Linked DNA regions of Homo sapiens: region 1 is linked to region 2. Evidence: read pairs that join two places in POLR2A ChIA-PET (ENCODE). Cell type or tissue: PC-3. All regions are shown on one strand. Links, peaks and the distances in the headings refer to the core of each region. The heading gives the core; the rest is flanking DNA.

Region 1 (8,786 bases), core at 1,947-6,946, 840 kb before region 2:
TCATGGACAAAGGATTGTAGTAATGTTATTTCAGCGAAGATGACATCATAGGCCAGGGCTCAAACCGTGAAACAGTATTGCAAGTTCAGAGAGTTGCACTTGGTTTCTTGCTAATGAGAAAAACATGAAGTGGAGAGAGAGGCAGGAGGATGATCTGGAAAAGACTTAAGTCTTGTAAAAGAATTGGCTGTGGAGTACCATTCGGGATTTTCAAATGGAGTGAAAGAATTAATTTTGCAAGTGCGTAAAGGCGGGTGAGTGGAGTCAGGAAATGTTTCCAAGGTAATATGGTAATTGAGGCAATAGTGCTGTTGAGAAGAGGGTAGAATCAGCAGGCTATGTGCCATTGCATGTAGAGGGTACAGGAAAAGAATAACTTGAGGGTTTTCTTAAGTGTTTGCCTTTGGTTTTTATAATACGTATGTGGGTTTGGACATATGTTGAGAAATAACGTAGAAAAGCTTGTCACAGATGACTGTAATTTTACCTAAATTTATTTTATTTTGAAATAATTTCAGACTTATAGAAAAATTGCAAAGATAATTCAAAGAATTACTGTATAGGTTTCACTCCACATTCTCCTAATATTAACTTTTTACCATATTTGGTTTCATATTTTCATGAGACAGTATTTGTTTCTGAACCATTTGGGAGTAATTTGTAGACATTATGCCCCTTAGCCCCTAAATACTTATGTCCCTTTATTCCTAAGTATGTCTCCCTAAATAAGGATTTTTAAAAAATATATAACCACAATATAATCGTCAGTATCAGGAAGTTAACATTGATGCAGTACTCTATAGACTTTATTTAAATTTTGCAGTATTTCCTAATTTCCTTTTAAGTGAAAGAGAAACTGTTTCCCCTGGTTTAGGTTCCAGTTCAGGATTATATGTGTTACTTTTGGTTTTTCATGTCTCTTTAGGTTCCTTAATACAGAACACTTCCTCAGTCTTCCTTTGTGTTTCATAATATGACTTTTTTTTTTTTTTTTTAAAGAGATGAGATCTCACTATGTTGCCCAGGCTGGCCTTGAACTCCTGGCCTCAAGCAATCCTCCCACCTCAGCCTTCCAAAGTACTGGGATTACAGACAAAAGCCACTGTGCCCAGCTGATAAATGACATTTTTTAAAGAATTCCAGTCAGTTATTTTTTAGAAATATTTTTGCCATTTGAGTTTGTCTGCTATTTCCTCATGATTAGATTCAGGTTATGCGTTTCTGGCTGGAATACTACAGAAGTGATGTGTCTTCAGAATCTCTTGTCAGGACACCCATACTATTGTTTTGTTCCTTTACTGGTGATGTATACTCGTACTATTTTTAGTAGAGACGGGGTTTCACCATGTTGGCCAGGCTGGTCTCAAACTCCTGACCCCAAGTGATCTACCCGCCTCAGCCCCACAAAGTGCTGGGATTGCAGGTGTGAGCCACTGCGTCCGGCCTGAGCCTTTTCTTATATTCTGGCAATAAGTGTTTCAGAGTCATCTTGTACTTACCTTATCCAGCCTTGAAATCTGTCATATTTTCAAGCAGCCCTAATTCTTTTTAGTGTGAATGTTATTTAGAAATCAAGATCTGGGCACTCATGTTACTGAGAGATGTCTATTTATTTATTTATTTATTTAAAGGGATTTGCTTACATGATCATGGAGGCTGGTAAGTCTAATCTGCAGAGTCAGCAAGCAGGCTGGAGACCCAGAGAGAGCCGATGTTCTAGTTTGAAGGCCATCAGGCAGGAAGAGCTGATGTTGTGGAAGAGCTGATGTTGTAAATGAAGTCTGAAGGCAGTCCTGCTGGAGGAATGCCTCTTACTGAGAGTCAGTCTTTTTGTTCTACTCATGCTTTCAACTGATTTGATGAGGCCCACCTGCATTACGGAGGGCAAACTGATTTACTCTACCAGTTAAAATGTAAATCTTATCCAGAACACCCTTACAGAAAACAAGAAAATGTTTAACCAAATACCTGGACACACTGTGGCCCAGTCAAGTCAACACCTGAAATTACTGAAATTAACCATCAGAGCCCCCCAAGTGTACAGAGCCAGGGTAAGCATACACACATGCACACACACCAGGGCATGCATACACATACACACATGCACACATGCCAGGCCATGTGCACACACACGCATGCATGCATGCATGTATCCCTGTATCTATCTCTGTATAAAAACTATGAATACGATGGATGTGGTGGCTCATGCCTGTGATCCCAGCACTTTCAGATGCTGAGGCAGGTGGAGTAGTTGAGGTCAAGATTTTGAGACAAGCCTGGCCAACATGGTGAAACCCTGTCTCTACTAAAAATACAAAAATTAGCTGGGCACTGTGGTATGCGCCTCTAACCCCAGCTACTTGGGAGACTGAGGCAAGAGAATTGCTTGAACCCAGGAGGCAGAGGTTGCCGTGAGCTGAGATCCTGCCACTGCACTCCAGCCTGGGTGACAGAGCGAGACTCCATCTTAAAAAAACAAAAGCAAAAGCAAAAAAAAACTATGAAGACATATTCCTGTGCCAGCCATCATTACCGGTTTCATTCTAGCCTCCTTCTGCACTTTCCGTATTTGTAACTACCTTTAACAGTAGGAAGTCTGGTTTCTGTTGTTCACAGTATATTTACTTATTTGCTCAATCTTAGAATATACAAAAAGTAATTTAGAATTGCTAATCCTTAACACTATAAAAAGCAAACCCACTTACTGGAACTCAGTGTTTACTTACGGTTCTCTTTTGTTTACATCCTGAGAATACGTAGTAAAAATACTGTGTTCAAAAGTTACTTTGGTGGTTAGGTCTTCCTTTCTTCCTAAATTTTCCCTGAGTCATTTGAAATACCAATAGAGACATTTGTTTTGTTTGATTTCCATCTTAGAATTTTTTTGCTTTCTCATCTTTGTGGATCTCCATATTTCTTTGAGTATATTAAGCATTAACATGGTTCCAAAAGTCAGAACCATACAGAAAGCTATACACAGAAAAGTGTTGATCATACCTCCCATCTTTTCTACCACTTCTCCACTCATCTTCTCCATCCCTTATCCTCTGCTTCCTAGGCGATTATCCTGATTAGTTTCTCATGTATATAGTTCTTTTGGTTCTCTGTACACAAAATGGACAGATAAATGTATATCTTCTTTCCTATACAAAAAGTAGAACACTGCATATATTCTTTTGTATTTTGTTTTTCCGACTTAACAGTATATACTGGATATCTATATTTTATAATGATATAGAGATCTCTTTATTAATTTTTAGAGCTGCATAGTACTCCATTGTGTGGATCTACAGCTTGTTTATTCAATCACTTTCCCATTTGTGGACATTCAGGTTATTTCTGATTGTATTTTCCAATTATAAATGACACTGCAATAAATAATCTTTGTAATACGTGTTTTTATATTGTTGAAATGTGTCGTCTCCCTTGTCGCTTCTTACTTTGAATTTGTGCTTTCTCTTTTTTTTCTGGATTAACCTTGTTCATTTACTTAAAAAAATTCCAGGATTTTGATTTATGATGTGATTTTTAAAATTCTCCACCCAGCTGATTTATTTTGTCTTTATTATTTCTAGTCTCTGTTTTAGTTTAGTTTGTTCTTTTTGAATTATGAATTTACTATTGATATAAATGTTCAAAGCTACAGATTTTCCTCTGTTCAGGTTATTAAATATATAATTTTGTATCTTTTTTTGGAAAATGTATAATTTTGAGGTAGAATGCCATTTTTGTTTTTAGTTTTGTTAATATCTGGTTTTGTTAGAATTATGATCAGAGTGTTTGCATTATTACTACTTCATAAAATATACTGTTGCTTTTTAAATTACCTAATATGTGTGCACTTTTTTTGGTCAATATTGATGTCCATTTGAGAAGGAGGTACAGTTTTTATTATCAGGGTATGTAGTTTTCAGTTCAGTTTATAAGTGTTTTCAGTCTTACGTATTATTAAAGTTATGTTCCTATGTCTGTACATCCCTGTAGTTTCTGCTTTTTAAAAGTAGTTGCTATGTGATGATAGGCATACACGATGGTTATGTCTTCATGTGAATTGCAGCTTCTAACGTTAAACAGTGTTTCTCTGTGTCATATTTAAGGCTTTTTGATTTGAGTCTTCTTTAGTATCAAGATCATTACTCTTGCTTCCTTACTGTTTCTATTTGCTTTGTATGCCTTTGCTTATCCCTTTTTTTTTAAATTTTTTAAATTTTTTTTTTTTTTTAGCTTTTTGGTCTATACTGTTTTAGGTTATCTCTTGAATAAGCATTTATTAGGTATTTTTTAATAGCCAAATGAAAAAATTTTTAATGACTTATGTTTGATTTCAACTCTTATGTTATAAATACTGTGTACATTGTTCTATTTTTCTTTATTTCTCTATGATGTGCTTTCTTTGCCTTTTCATCTTTAAATTTCTTTTTTTTTGGATATTTAGGCTTTGCTGTTTGTTGTTGTAGCAGCTACTTGTATGTTTATGCCTTTTTTAAATGTCCTCATTTCTTTGTTTTCTTATTTAAGTTTATACTATCTATTATGTTGTTTTTAATGGTGTCCTATAATTCTTATCTATTGCTATTTCAACAAAAGTTTATTTTACATTTTTCTTTTTCTCTTTTTCCATTTTCTTCAGTTGCATTATGTCTGTTTCATCCTCAATCCTTAACTGCAACTTCGTTTTGCTCTTAGATCTACAATTAAATATATTAAAATTTCACCACCAGTTCTTTTGCTGAAGTTTACCTATTGGTTAGATATAGCTCAGCTTTTAGTGGATTTCTTAAGAAGAACTCATGGTGACCACAATTTTCCTTGAGTTCCTGCATATTAAAAATTGTTCTCCTGTAGCCTTAATATTGGTAGTACAGGTTGGGTGGAAATAAGTCCTTGGTTCACACTTTCCCTTTTTATAATGTGGCCTTGCTTTCTATATGTTTTGTTGTTTTGAGAAGTCTGATGCCAGTCTTAATTTTCTTGCCCCTGTAAGTTGCTTGAATCTTTTGTTTGGAATTCTTGGATCTTTCCCTTCTCATATTTTTAAAGTCTAATAGTTTTACTATAATATATTTTAGAATTGATTTTAACAGGTCAATTTTCCTTGCTACATTAGTGGGTTCTCTTAATATGTAGAATCAGATTTTTTTTGTTTCTGCAAATTTTTTTTTGGATTATAGTTTTAAATATTAATTCTGTTCTAATATTTTCTTTTTCTTCTGCAGGGACTTCAGTTACTCATATAATTATACCTTCTCTGTTTAGCTTCCATTTTACCAACTGTTCCTGTGATTATTTTTTTTACCGCGTTATCTCATTTTCATTCTCTTGGTTCTTTTCCTGTTTTCCTCAGTGCCTTTTATTAAGGTTTTACTCTATTTTTGAGCAGGAATTTAGTCCTCACCTTTTCTCTTATTTATTTATTTATTTTTGCCCATTCTATTTTCAGGTTTATATTTCTGATTTATGATGGTTTTCATACTCCTAAGTGCTTGTTTAAAGAGATACAATTCAGGCCGGGTGCAGTGGCTCATGTCTGTAATGCCAGAACTTTGGGAGGCTGAGGTGGGCAGATGGCTTGAGCCCAGGGGTTTGAGACCAGCCTGGGCAACATGACAAAACTCATTCTCTACAAAAAATACAAAAATTAGCCGGATATGGTGGTGTGTGCCTGTAGCCCCAGCTACTGAGGAGGTTGAGGTGGGAAGATCACTTGAGAGCCCAGGAGGTGGAGGTTGGGGTGAGCTGAGATCGCGCTACCGCATTCCACCCTGGGTGACAGAGTGAGACCCTGTCTCAAAAAAAAAAAAAAAAAAAAAAAAAAAAAAAAAAAAAAGAGATACAATCCAGTTTGGAATATTTATTAAAATCTTCTACTTTGTTGTTGGTTTTTTGGGGGTGCTTTTCATTAGCTTAATTGTCCTAACGTTATTTTTTATTTTAGAAATTTTATATAGATGAAGATTGCAACAACTATGTGTGACTATGAGCAGGGCTGTTGTTTTAGGGGGTTTTATGAGATTACTAATTCAGGAATGTCCTCTTCTGTCAGTGTAGCACAGTTTGGTTTGTTTGTTGGATGGCTTTTTTTCACCTTTTGAGGGAGAGGATTTTGTGTTTCTCAAGTAGGGTTGTGTGTGTGTGTGTGTGTGTGTGTGTGTGTGTGTATTTGAGTATATATATATATATATATATATATAAGTTCTTACAAAATCTTAAATTTCTTTATGTATATAAGAACCTTACAGAATCTGAAACTTTCTTTTTCGTTTCTTTTTTCATCATCTAATTTCCAAAAACACACATTATTTTCTTTTTACCGCCGTCCTTGTTTGTATTACTCAGGGCTCTCCAGAGAAATAGAAACAAAAGGATGGAGAGTTACATAGATATATATCTAAAAACATATGTATATCTATATCTAGAACGAGATTTTTTTGTAAGAAACTGGCTCATGTAATCACGGAGGCTGAGAAGTCCCACCATCTGCAAACTGGAGACCTGGGAAGACCTGTGGTGTAAATTCCAGTCAGTCTGAAGGCCTGAGGACTAGGAGCAACAATGGTGTAAGTTCCAGCCCAAGGGTAGGAGAAAACTGATGTTTCAAGCTATAAGGCAGATAGAGAGAATTCGGCCTTTTTCCCTCCTTTTGTTCTGTTTGGGCTCTTAACAAGTTGAATGATGCTCACTTACATTGGGGAAAGTAATGGCTTTACCTATTCCACAAATTCAAATGCTCGTCTTTTCCGTAAACACTGTAATGGACATAACCAGACATAATGTTTAACCAGATATTTGGGCATCTCATGGCCCAGTCAAGTTAACACGTGAAATTTACCATCACACCCTTGATGCATTACCTTATCAAGACTACCTCCTTGAATCCTCCCTGCACTTTTAAATCCCTTCCCTATAATTTTCTCTCATCTATGAGTGGTCTTCTTGAGGATTTTTTCACGTAGACTGGGCTTTCTTTTTCTGTGGATGATTTTAGTTTAATTTTAGGCTTTCTGTCCTTGCCTCCAGCCCCCACTTTGTGTTTGCAAAATTTTTCTCCCCCTAGATCTATCTGTCCTCTCTAATAGGTTAGGGGAAGAGCTTGATTAATATCTCCACTAGAATGGAGTTTATGTTTTCTACTTTACATAATTTGAAGTTAGTTTGTCTTGTATTAAAAGCGTGAAATTTGTATGGTTTTATTTGTTCTTCTTGTTAGTCTTTTTAGCTTTTGAAGGTTATATTGGAGGATTTGTATTTACATGGCCACTAACACCTTGATTAACCCATGAGTTATGAAACTTCATTTCAGTTGATAATTTTTTCCCTACTGAAACCAGAGTAGGTTACTTAGTGTGTCCGTATAATGCCAACGGCCTGGGTTAGCATTCAAGATGAAGCCTGTGTTCTTTCCTGATGTAGGATGAGTCCCTAGTTCTACAGTATGTGCCTTCATTAAAGACAGACCCCATTCCCACCACAGGCTTGTATCTTAAGGCAAAGTCATTGCAACATCTTTTCTGCCACTGTATTTGCAAGCCCTAAGATGGAACTCCTTTAACCTTCCATTACACACATGGACATATTTGTTAAAAAGGAGATATATAACTCCCCAAAATGTGAAATGTGTAATCGAGGTAAGAGGTATAATATTCAGGCCGGGAGTAGTGTTGAGGAACTTCCTCATCTGCAACACACACACATACACACATGCGTGCACAGACACAGACACATACATCCGTGACATATTTGATGTCTGTCATGTTATAGAGGCCGCCTGGTAACACACTAAATGACACTATACTTACACAGTGTGAGGGTCTGGGGACTATACATAGATTATTGTCTCAGTGATTGATAGATGGTAGATTCCTACGAGGGAAGGGATCATAAGGAGGCTGTTCAGGAAGGATGATTGTCTCACTTCTAGTTCTTTAAGCAGTGAGACCAATGTGAGTGGGCTTAAGCTAAAAGGGGGATTTAGTGGAATAATTTTGGCATATCACCCCATACCAAATGGCAGCCAGGTCCTCTTAAGGTACTGAAGCCAGGGTGAGTGGTAAAGTAGCTTGCTTAAGGTCACACACCTAATAAGCGGCAGAGTTCACATTTGATCCCAGTTCAGCCTGGTGCTAGCCTTAATCATGACACCCTGCTGCCTCTGCTCATTTTCCCCCCAAAATTTCTAGTAATGTCAAGAGCTCCACAGGCAGTGCAGAAGTCATTGAAAACCGGGAATTGCTACTTCGGTGCCTCCTACCTAAGCTTTGTACTAAAAGCAGTGAGACTTTAAGAAAGCTCTTTTAACCTTAAATCATTTTTTGTAAAGGAAACAATTATCATAGTTCCGTATTTTTAAATATTAGATTTTGTGTTGTGCTTTTTCTTTCAAAAAATACTATTTGTTCAAATAGCTGTTTTAGAGTATAGTGATAGTGGATGGCAAAAATTTTGTTACCTCAATTCTTAGAAATACTTGCTAGCAAAAACTCTTATTTTTGACTGTCCAGAGGAATCCCAAAATTTTCTCTGTGCTTCTTTTGTGGATGGTATCAGATAATCTGCCAAGTGAGAGGTTAGTGGCAGTCAGGAGCCATCTAAATATTTTGAGAATGTACTAGGAACTGAAAAGGTTTCATAGATAACTAAAGTGAGAAAGTGAGGTGGGGGGTAATAGTGAATATTGTAATAAAAGTTAAGATGTAATTTTATAAAATGGAAACATCTGCATGTTAAATAGTGACTTTTTCCAAGTTTTGAAATATAGATAATGAAAACTCACTTAGGCTGTAAAAGTA
Region 2 (5,000 bases), core at 1-5,000:
GATGCATTTGGAAACCTCAGATTAATCTGTGTGATGTATATATAATCCTGCAAATAATCCTGTAATAATCACCTACTATCATACCACAGAGAGACCAAATCTAAACACACACAAGCTTTGTGTGATAGAAATAAAATGAAATCCTAATAAAAGCCAGGATGATCTTGTGGGCAGTGGGGTCTGGTTCAGTCCCTGGCTAAGGGAGTGGGAACCAGTTTCCACCATTCTAAAGAGTGCAGCTGAAGGACAAAGAGCCTTCTGGGCAGGATGCTCACTCTTTTCTGCTGCCCATGAAAAGAGAAGAGCTGTAGAAAAAATTTCTTTTTATAGTTACTAACTTTTCATAAGTGCAAAATCGATTCAATATTTTCACTGCCAAAAGCAAAGATACCAAAATCCATTTACCCATTTTATTTTCATTTAACTGGAGTTTCTCATGGCCTGTGGCAACCATTTGCAAAACATGAACTTGCTATGGGAGTTAACTGACTTACTTAAAAAATTTTGGTATATGTTCAAGATTGTTTTCTTCCATATATCGTCTCCGAGATCTCTGGAGTTCCTCTACTCTTTGCTTCTCTGATGCTGCAGCTTCTAAATTTCCTTCTTCCAAAAATCTAAGCAGAAAGCAGTTGATATTTTAACATATTATCCTCTTTTCTGGGGGAAAAAAAACCTCATTTGCACAAAATTGTTTTCTAATTGCTATGAACATAAAATACCGCACAGTAACGGACGGAGTCTTGCTCTGTCGCCAGGCTGGAGTGCAGTGGTGTGATCTCAGCTCACTGCAACCTCTGCCTCCCAGGATTTACATATTTTCTATGTACATGAACTGAATTATTATAATCAGCAATATCAGTGAAAGGTGGGTGGTTTGGCCTTGAAGACTTTTCTATGCTGTCTAGGGTTCTATAACTTGAGATTTTCAGGACAACTGCAGAGTCCAGGGTGAGAAGAGCGTGAAGTCATAGCCATGTTCCTTTTCTATATTATCAGAAAGCTTTTGCTAAAAGGCCATAGAATGGAGGATGGTAACTGGCTATTCTCCGTCTATTTTGAGAACAGGCTGAGAGGGAAGGAGCTTTCCTGTTTTACTGGAGAGGGCAAAACTGATGAGAAAAGAAAAGGTAATGGGGAAAATTACAAAAGGCCACAGAATGTGAAATGAATAGTAAATGAAATTCAGAAAAGGAACACTGAAATAGAATTGAGAAGGAAAAAGCAGACTGAATGGTGACTTACAAATGCTTACATTTCAAAATGAGAGCAAAGAACAGGAATATAATATGCTATACATTGTACAGGAAGTTTATTAATAAATTTGAATGTCAAATAGCAAGACAACATGTTCTAGAGAGAGAGGGCAAAATAGAAGAGAATTAAATAGTGGAACATTCAAAACTGAGAGCATTTTGGCAGATGGCAGATAAAGCCACAAATACATGGGAAACAGAAAATTGATCTTGAGTGGAATTTGTATGGCATATAGAATTTTTGGGAAAAGTAAAATGAATTCCATAGGAATGGACATCATGAGTTCAGAGCTACATAAGAATAAAAAACTAAGAATCAGAAGGTATTAAAGGTACTGTATTTTGAGTATATCTCATACTCTGTGGGATCAAAACCACATTGGGCAAATTGCAGACTTGCACTCAAAGCATTTCTGAGTTCCCCTGTAACTTATCCTATTATTCTTCAGTTTAAAAGATACTCCATGTTACAGAGTTATAGAAGTAAAAAGGTCAGAAACACTGGGTGAGGACTGATTATATATTTAAGAAAGAGTTCACAAATTTACAGACCTTTGGTAAATTTTAGGGGGAGGGAGAAACTTTGTTAAAAAATATCTCTGTTATCTTATCTTCTGTGGGGAACTATGTGCTGAGATAATCTGTTATGATCATTCTATGAATACTGCTTTTCCTGGCATAGAAAACTCAAATATTGCTGAGTGAATAAGGGAATGGAGAAAGGATTGAATAAAAATACATGATGGTAGTAAAAATAAGTCACAATGACCTCTAAAGCCCCAAGCCATAATAGTCTGCCTTTTTTTTTTTTTTTTGCCAGGGTCTCTCTCTGTTGCCCTGGCTGGAGTACAATGGTACAATCATAGCTCACTGTGGCCTCAACATCCTAGGCTCGAGCGATCCTCCCACGTCAGCCTCCCTAGTAGCTGGGACTTTAGGCATGCCCCACCACACCCAGCTAATTTTTAATTCTTTTTTTTTAGAGATATAGAGTCTCACTATATTGTCCAGGCTGGTCTTGAATTCCTGACCTCAAGTGATCTTCCCTCCTCAGCCTTCTAAAGTGCTGGGATTATAGGCATGAGCTACTGCACCCAGCCATAGTCTGCATATTAAATACCACTGCCATCCTCACCTTTGATCTGGCCGGAACCGGGCGTCTGTTGGTGGAAGGAGATCTTTTAGTACTGGATCTAACTCATTGAGCTCAATAGCAAACCTTGTGAAGCCATAGTACAGCTCATAGTTTGTTGGCATGGAACCTGGAAAGAGGCCAATGAACCACTGTGAGAGGCAGAAGGTTTATGGAACTGGAAGAAGCTGACTTACCCTAGTACTTAGTACCTACACTAACACCAAATTTGTAGTCATAAACACAAGATTATAGATTTTTTCAAGTGAATTAAATTGGTGGTATTCCTAGGTAGGAAACTTTGTGTTGATGATCAGAATTGACAGATTCATATATTTAATACAATCCTGTCTTTCAAACAAAACTGCACATATAGTAGTCTTCATTAGCTAAACTACTCCATAATATTTCTCTTGAATATTCAATTGGTTAACTAAATACTATGGCAATTAACTATGAACATTAAGAGTACACCAGAAACACTTGTTTGCTTCCTTTTAGAAAAGAAAAATATGCAGACCTAAATTAATATTTTTTGCCACTTTTTAACTAAACTTGAAGGCAGGATCTTTGTATGTCTTGCTCATTGACGTATCCCGAGCTCCTGGAATAAAGCCTGATGTACAGCCAGCACTCAATAAATAGTTGCGGAATGAATAAGCTAGCCACTCTACTAGCGGGAAATTTAAATACTCATTGATGTCTCTTAGGAAACTAACAACTAATTTTAGTTAGGGATTAACTGACAAAATTCCAGTGACAATAAATGTCATGTGGATACTTGTTCCATTTATACTTGATATTCAATCATAAGCTAATGTGTTATCAGAACTCTTTTGATGTCTTTTATTAAATGTCAACATATTGCTGTCTCTTGAGGCTCAAGTGAAAAGATTACTTATTCTGGTGAGTTATTGAATTTGTGGATTACAAATGTTTGTAGTCTTTGTTTTATTAAAGCAGAGAATAAATAACATGAGTAAGGTTTTAAGTTTGTATACTTCAATTATCTAAAGTCTTTAATAAATATACCTAGCTTTTCAAATGTAGGCATTACACTTTGAGCAATTTTTCATGAAGCCCAATCTCTGACTGCCTGTCAGAGATTTGGCCTACATTCTTTATTATGAAATATCAAATATTGGGGCTTATGTATAACTTCTATGTTAAGTATGAATGTAACTATAATTGCCATAAGCATCTACGCTTTTAATCTCACTCTTAAAGGAAACATAATGTGAGTTGCATAAGATGACCTGATGTTCTCTTCCCTTCTGTTGTCCATAGTGCCCTCCTGTTGGCAGAACACTCAGGCCACTCTCACCTGGTCTCCAAATGCACTTTGCAGAGGGGGCCACACCACAGTAGAGTCCTTCATGCCACTTTCCAAACAGCCGGTACACCGCCTTCCCCTCCTGATCTATCACCACCCCCTGGACTTCATTCATGTTAGAATTCCAATAATTCACCTGGAAAAACCAAACCCCAATTGTGACATTTGATGGCTTTAATAACATCATTCCCTGTATTTTCCATATAGAAAAATTTCTTAGCCTTGAAGTCCCTTATTCAAACCATTTTCAGAAATACAGAAATCTCAAAACGTTTTATATGGAGGGCTGGCTTTCTAAGAGTTAGCTTAACTTTCAAGAAAGGGATGGTCTCTATTCCACGCATAACATGGTAGTATATCACAGAGAAGGCTCAGCTTCTATCCCAAGAACCTAATATTAATTTCTAAGCTAGCAATTTTTTTTCCTCTTGTTTTGAATTTTCCTCTTGCTCATGGATTTTAATAAATTTCAATTGGCCATGCTGCAGAAATTGTTTGTGAAATAATTTTCATAGTATCTATAAATGGCCAAATTTTATGAGGAGGGCCCTCAAGTGGCCCTTCCAGCCATACTCCTTCCCAAGGGATAAGAAGTCTATGGGAGTTTGCCTACCCCATGATTCCCCTTCCAGATCAGGCCCCAAGTATACAGGACCCTAGAATTCCTTGTCCAAGTAGCTCCAAGGTTATTCCACAGCTGGCAAGGCCCTTTTCCTTGGATTCATGCACCCAAGGGCAGACCACCCACCAGCGTGTGCACCTTTAGGTCTGAAGAGTGGCCAAGGGTGGTTGTTTGTGGGGGTGTGAACAGAGCTTAGATGTGTGGGCTGGCCTGCCTGTATATGTGTGTATGAGGCCCCTTGCAGTCAAAACAGAGCCAGAGGTGGGAAGAAAGTAGGGAAGGCCGTGGGCCAGGACTGGCTGTCCTACATTGCCAGGGTTACAGCACAGAGTTCTGAAGGGTCCAACCTGGCCTCACAGGCTTTGTTATAAAAAGTGTATTTGTCAAGGCAAAGAAATAGAGCATATTCTATTTTATAGCTTACAGACTTGATTTACATATTTTAGTTAATTATACAGGCTCTGCAAGTGTTAGAGACAGGACTGCACTGCAGCTTCTCATAGCCTACAAAGCCAAATGTACATATTTACATCATCACCCAGCCAGAGCACATAGTGATCTTGGCTCTTCAGTTCTAGGTACCTTACGAGTCTCTAAGAAAAAAGGTAGTGAAAACATTTTGGGCTAAAATAAAGACACTCAATTAAAATAAATACA

The links. ChIA-PET counts read pairs that join two places held together with the same protein. Peaks named below come from ENCODE experiments on the same cell type or tissue, not always from the same donor. Only the 100,000 strongest peaks of a DNase experiment are listed, where the experiment ranks them.
Region 1: POLR2A ChIA-PET joins it to region 2 with 5 read pairs; 1 of 35 experiments calls an interaction of 5 or more read pairs at or near these places.

Annotation. Positions count from the first base shown.
Region 1 is chr2:179,227,155-179,235,940 of GRCh38, reverse strand. The region is part of intron 1 of SESTD1 (SEC14 and spectrin domain containing 1); the gene reads left to right. Among named protein-coding and RNA genes, the nearest start is that of SESTD1, 33 kb to the left of the region's middle. In PC-3, for the core only: no CTCF peak of the experiment used is centred there; no DNase peak of the experiment used is centred there; H3K4me3 peaks cover 1,086 bases; H3K27ac peaks cover 1,559 bases.
Region 2 is chr2:178,389,930-178,394,929 of GRCh38, reverse strand. It overlaps OSBPL6 (oxysterol binding protein like 6), which reads right to left. Exons shown (of 25, transcript NM_032523.4): 22 at 3,713-3,857; 23 at 2,392-2,518; 24 at 495-617. Among named protein-coding and RNA genes, the nearest start is that of CHROMR, 21 kb to the left of the region's middle. In PC-3, for the core only: no CTCF peak of the experiment used is centred there; a DNase peak (open chromatin) is centred at 2,519; H3K27ac peaks cover 1,343 bases.